Regions from separate parts of the Homo sapiens genome. Here region 1 is linked to region 2. Evidence: read pairs that join two places in POLR2A ChIA-PET (ENCODE). Cell type or tissue: Panc1. All regions are shown on one strand. Links, peaks and the distances in the headings refer to the core of each region. The heading gives the core; the rest is flanking DNA. Region 1 has its middle 10 kb from the start of EIF3F. Region 2 overlaps RIC3 (RIC3 acetylcholine receptor chaperone).

Region 1 (2,916 bases), core at 97-2,596, 130 kb after region 2:
AATGTGAATTTCCTCTTTTGTCTGGTTCTAAAGTGGAATAAATGATCCATTTCTTTGTTTGTTATCCTTACTAAACTCTACATCTTTTCAGGCATGGATCACGTTGTTTTCATATTTGACCTTCTAGTACCTACCTCATAGTTTATTTATTTAAAAGTAAATAAATAAAAATATATATAGCTACACTAGATTTCCCTTGATTAGCATTTTCTCACATATATTTTCCTCATATTTTTTTTTACTTTCAACCATTCCATATCTTTATGCTTGAGGTGTAACTCTTATAAACACATATAGCTAAATATTTAAACAATTTGATCTGTTTCTCTCTTTGCATTGGCAAGTCTAGTCCATTAGCATTTTCTATGTTGAGTATTTGGACTAATTTCTTACATTTAATTTTTGATTTTTATTTGGTTCACTTTTCTGTGTTCTTTTTAATTTTTAATTTTTGTATTTTTAGTGGAGATGTGGTTTCACCATGTTGTCCAGGCTGGTCTCAAACTCCTGACCTCAAGTGATCCACCCAACTTGGCCTCCCAAAATGCTGGGATTACAGATGTGAGCCACTGTGCCCAGCCCCTGTGTTGTCTCCATTCCTTATATTTGGCCTTTAAATGGGGTTATTGATTGATTGCATGTTCTTATTTTTCCTGTTTCTCTACTACTTAGGAAGCACATATTCCAATTTTAGTGTTTTAATTATAGCTCTTGATTTTATCATGCATTTTTTTCATATTTGTTAATCTATCAAAACAAACTATTCCTTTGCCCACATATTCATGTTTCACAGTTCAGGAACGTAGGCCAGTGACAAACTTCCATGGAACACAATCCCCAGAAATTCTTTACATTCCAATATCACTTTGCATTCCAAAAGATACCAACCTTTTTCATCTCTTCAAAATCATTTGTAGAATTATAATTTCTGCAGAAATCTATATATGCCTTATTTCATGGTTTAGCCACAACAAACTTATAGATAGTTGCAACTCCTAGGACACAACAAATGCTGCAACAGTATGAAATGGCAGATGCTTGGCCAAAAGGCCAAAAACCTTGAGGTTTCATCAAGGCACTGGAAGCTATGATAGTCATGGTATTGCATCATCCTCTGCAAGTTCCTTCCAGATGGACAGAGAAATAGGCATTGCTATTGCACCAGCTGCATGCAGGTGCAGAAGTTATTATGCATTTTTAATGCATTAACTCTGTTTAAAGAACGGCACCGATGATGTTAAAAGGACTTTAAAATGCTTTCACTTTGGTATTTCCCGTTCTGATTTATACACTGTTGTTCATTATTTCCCGTGGGTGGAGGAACTAGCCACATGATGTAAACACTATTAGTATTATATTTATAAGGCTAACACCCAGTATGTTTCAATTTGCTTACCTGTTTACCACTTTCTCTGTACACTATTTCTTCTTGTCTTTCTAGGACAAGACTTTATTCTAAGACCTTTTTTTTTTTTTTTTTTTTGAGATGGAGTCTCACTCTGTCACTAGGCTGGAGTGCAGTGGGGCGATCTTGGCTCACTGCAACCTCAGCCTCCTGGGTTCAAGCCATTCTCATGCCTCAGCCTCCTGAGTAGCTGGGACTACAGGTACACACCATGCCCAGCTAATTTTTTTTATTTTTTATTTTAGTAGAGACAGGGTTTCACCATGTTGACCAGGATGGTCTTGATCTCCTGACCTCATGATCCGCCCACCTCAGCCTCCCAAAGTGCTGGGATTACAGGCGTGAGCCACCATGCACAGCCTGTTCTAAGACTTTCTTCTGAAATCTTTTCACCTACTTGAAGTAAAGCTTTTTCTCTCTTTTTTTTTTAGAGCAGTTCCCTTGGTAGTCCACATTTTTAAAAACTGTGAAAGTGGTTTGCTTTCATTCATTCATTCATTTTTTTTTTTTTTTTAAGGGACAAGTTTTCGCTGTATTGCCTGGGCTCAAGGGAACCTCCCGCCCCAGCCTCCTGAGTAGCTGGAATTACATGCACATGCCACTGTGCCTGGCTTGATTTCATTTTTGAAAAACAGTTTTCCTGGATGTACAATTCTAAATTAGCAGTTATAATATCTTAGTACTTTCAAAACATTCTGCCATCTCTGGCTTCTTTTTTGCTTTGTTGTTTCTTTGTGGTCCTTTCTTTCTGGATGCTTCAAGATCTGTTTGTCTTTAGAGTCTGCTGTTCCATTGTGATGTATTTTAAGGTGGCTTTCTTTTTATGTATTCTGCTTGGGATAAATTGTTCTTCTTGGATCTATAGATTCGTGGTTTTGTTTTTTTTTTTTGGTTCGGGAAATTTACAGCCATTTGCTTTTTTTTTTTTTTTTTTGAGACAGAGTTTCTGTTGCCAGGCTGGAGTGCAGTGGTGTGATCTCAGCTCACTGCAACCTCTGCTCCCTGGGTTCAAGCAAGTCTCCCACCTCAGTCTCCTGAATAGCTGGGATTACAGACATGCACCACCATGCCTGGCTAATTTTTGTACTTTTAGTAGAGACAGGGTTTAGCCATGTTGGCCAAGCTGCTCTCGAACTCCTGACCTCGAGTGATCCACCTGCCTTGACCTCCCAGAGTGCTAGGATTACAGGCATCAGCCATTGCGCCCGGCCCATTTGCTCTTAATATTGCCTCTCCTGACCTTATTCTCCATGTCTCTTAAGCTTTCATATTTTCAATCTGCTATCCGTTTATGCTGCTGTCTGGATAAATTCTTTGGCCATAGCTTCAGCTCTCTAATTCTGACTTCAGCTGCTATCTGTTCTGTATATTGAATTTTAGATTTCAATAATTATATTCTTCATCTGTAGAAGTTCTATTTTATTTTCTTTCTTTTTCATATAAAAGGATTTTTAAAACAAATCTATTTTTTCTTATTTCTTATAAGCTTATTTTTGTAATTACATCCTTAA
Region 2 (2,916 bases), core at 129-2,628:
GAAGATATTATGGGTGATTTGTGTTTTCTTTTTTAAACTAGCCTGTATTTTTTTCAAATTTTCTACAAATGAGTCTGTATGATTTTTATAGTCAGAAAAAGCAGTAAATGTAGAAATGTCTCCACACACACCCTACATTGCACCAAAAAAGACTTATTTGTCACAGTTGTAGGCAAAAAATGGTTTACGTTAGGGTTGAATTTGCCAATTATCATAATGGGCAAATGGGTTCTGAATCCTCCAGCTTTCTGCACTGTATCGTGATTACGGCCGCTGGTGCCAGTACTGGTGTGTGAGCTCCAGCACGGCCCATCTGCTGCTCAGGCTTGCTTGGCGGACACAGATTTATTTCATTTAGTTTGGTAATTTGGCAACAGTTTCTCTTTTCTCATTATCCTAGCTGGGATTCAGTACCAGTGTTACTCATTTTGTTTGCCAGTTTGTTGTTTTCTTTTGTTCCATTTTGTGAAGATGAAGAAGCCAACAACAGGAATTCTGTCTTCCGAAAATGCAGTGCTTGTCCTTTCGGGATCTTGGGCATGCCTTGCTAAAGTGCTCTCTATTTTTGACACTTGCAAGCCATTTCAATTGTTTGGATAAATAGAAAGCTTCATGGTGTATTTTTCAAAGAGCTTAGCATTCCTTTCCTCTCCCCACTCCACCAAGGAAGATTTGGAAATTGTTCCAAATAGAAATTATAAACATTAGCCTGGAGCTGTGCTGTCTCTGTCTGGTTTTGATGCTTTTTTTGTTTTAACTAAAGGCTCATGTTGTTTGTTTAATCTTCATCAGTACTGCAAAAACACATGGTATAAGACTTAACTCTGCCCCAAGCACCCTACACATAAGAAGGGATTTTCATCTGAATTAGTTTGTATTTCAAAGAGCACTGGGATAGCCAGATTGCTAAGAATTTGCTCAAGTAAAACTTTAGAACTATTGGAATCTTAGAGATGTCTTGAATGGATTTGTTAGGATAGGATGGCTGCTGCCTGAGAATCCTCTTTGAACCTGACACTATTTTTTTTTTTTTTGAGGAGACATTCTTTGTAATACTTTGTGCTACTTTTCTCTCTAGGTTACCCTGAAGAGACTTACCCAATTTATGACCTTTCAGACTGTATCAAGCGTAGGCAAGAAACAATCTTGGTGGATTACCCTGACCCAAAAGAACTTTCTGCTGAAGAAATAGCTGAAAGAATGGGAATGATAGAAGAGGAAGAATCAGATCATTTGGGTTGGGAAAGTCTGCCCACTGACCCCAGAGCCCAGGAAGATAATTCTGTTACCTCGTGTGATCCAAAGCCAGAAACATGTTCCTGCTGTTTTCATGAAGACGAGGATCCTGCTGTCTTGGCAGAGAATGCTGGATTCAGTGCAGATAGCTACCCTGAGCAAGAGGAAACCACCAAAGAAGAGTGGTCCCAAGACTTTAAAGATGAAGGGTTGGGCATCAGCACCGATAAAGCATATACAGGCAGCATGCTGAGGAAGCGTAACCCCCAGGGTTTAGAGTGAAAACAGCCAGTCTGAAGTATCCATTACTCAAGTCCCAAGGTGACCTCTCTCTCCTCAGATTTCCTTCTTGGCCCTGTGCCCTGCACTTTCTTCACTGTGTTCAAGTGTCATAGCTATCAGGCCACTATCATGGATATCATGTATCCTTCCTGGTGCTCACACACCTGTCACCTTGTAAAACACGGACATTAGTGTGAACACAGGACAGCTTCGCTCTTTCTCTTCCTGCCTTTCCTCTATCAGAGAAGTTGATCCATTAAGTAATTATGTTTGGTCTATTGTAATTACAGATGGGACCACTCAGGGGCAAAGGTCTGACTCTTCCTGGTAGGTGTAACAGATAGTTCACCTGTGAACGAACATCAGCTTACAGATGATGAGGACTTAAGGTTGCAAGAATGAAGATTTCAGACTCCAAGATCCCTTATTCTTTGGGCCTTGAGCAGGTTAGTAGTCCCCTGGTGAGAAGAGAACATTTTGTTTGTGGGGCTAATGGGCCCAGAGGAGGGTAAGACTCTGCTGTCTAAGCTGAAGCCTCTTCCTCGCAGCGAGGGTCTTCCTAGGAACATTGATGCTGCCTCAGACATCCTCTTTTCTCCAGAGTAGGGAAGACTCCCACTGATCTGAGAATGAGCCCAGAGGCTTGTTTGGGGACTGTTTTACTCTGATACTACCTGGATATCTAGCTTCCTTTACCCCTGTTCTGCTTAACAGAACTGCCAAGCCCAGAAGTACCTTTGCACTCCTGGTTTTCAGTGGACAGAGGAAGCTTTAGATAGAGACTTTAGACCCTGCCCTGCAGAGTCAAGACTTGAGGCCATTGAAGCTGCAGGAAGCCCTGCCCAGGGATGGTCCTGCCATGAGGAGGCTGCAACCCTATAAGAGGGCTCAAGATTGTGAATTCTGCTCCTGCCATGAGGAGCTCAGAAGGCCAGGAAGCCAGCAATAGGGGAGAGAATCTGTGTGCTTATGGACAGTCCTTACCTAAAGCTGTTTCTGAATGTTGCACCCTTTGAGAAATTTCTTCTCAGAACCATAAATTGAAACAAATGAGGACTGATCTTGTATACAAAGTGCCAACTCAAGAGGGAAGTTGGAGTATGTCTGTTGCAGAGAACCAATATAGCAGTGCCCAGGGGTAGAGACCATGTGTTCCATACTCGGATATTTGGGTCTTTTTGAGAGAGCTGGGGAAAGTAGCAGCAACTAGATTAAGACTGGGAGGATTTTGACCAAACTAAAGGCCTTTTCTCCTTACTGCATCTGACGTGTGTCTTCTTGAGACAAGATAGCACCCATGAATTACATCATGAGGTATGTGTGAATTCAGTTTACATGTAAGACCTGAGAGTTCGAAGAGGGCACATTCCCAAAGACATTCCCAGTCATGAAATGTAG

The links. ChIA-PET counts read pairs that join two places held together with the same protein. Peaks named below come from ENCODE experiments on the same cell type or tissue, not always from the same donor. Only the 100,000 strongest peaks of a DNase experiment are listed, where the experiment ranks them.
Region 1: POLR2A ChIA-PET joins it to region 2 with 13 read pairs; 2 of 35 experiments call an interaction of 5 or more read pairs at or near these places.

The regions. Positions count from the first base shown.
Region 1 is chr11:7,975,654-7,978,569 of GRCh38, reverse strand. It overlaps the pseudogene COX6CP5. Among named protein-coding and RNA genes, the nearest start is that of EIF3F, 10 kb to the left of the region's middle. In Panc1, for the core only: no CTCF peak of the experiment used is centred there; DNase peaks (open chromatin) are centred at 819 and 1,099; H3K4me3 peaks cover 392 bases; H3K27ac peaks cover 2,099 bases.
Region 2 is chr11:8,109,300-8,112,215 of GRCh38, reverse strand. RIC3 (RIC3 acetylcholine receptor chaperone) reads left to right here. Exons shown (of 6, transcript NM_001206671.4): 6 at 1,079-2,916. The coding sequence ends at 1,518. Among named protein-coding and RNA genes, the nearest start is that of TUB, 30 kb to the right of the region's middle. In Panc1, for the core only: no CTCF peak of the experiment used is centred there; no DNase peak of the experiment used is centred there; H3K27me3 peaks cover 212 bases.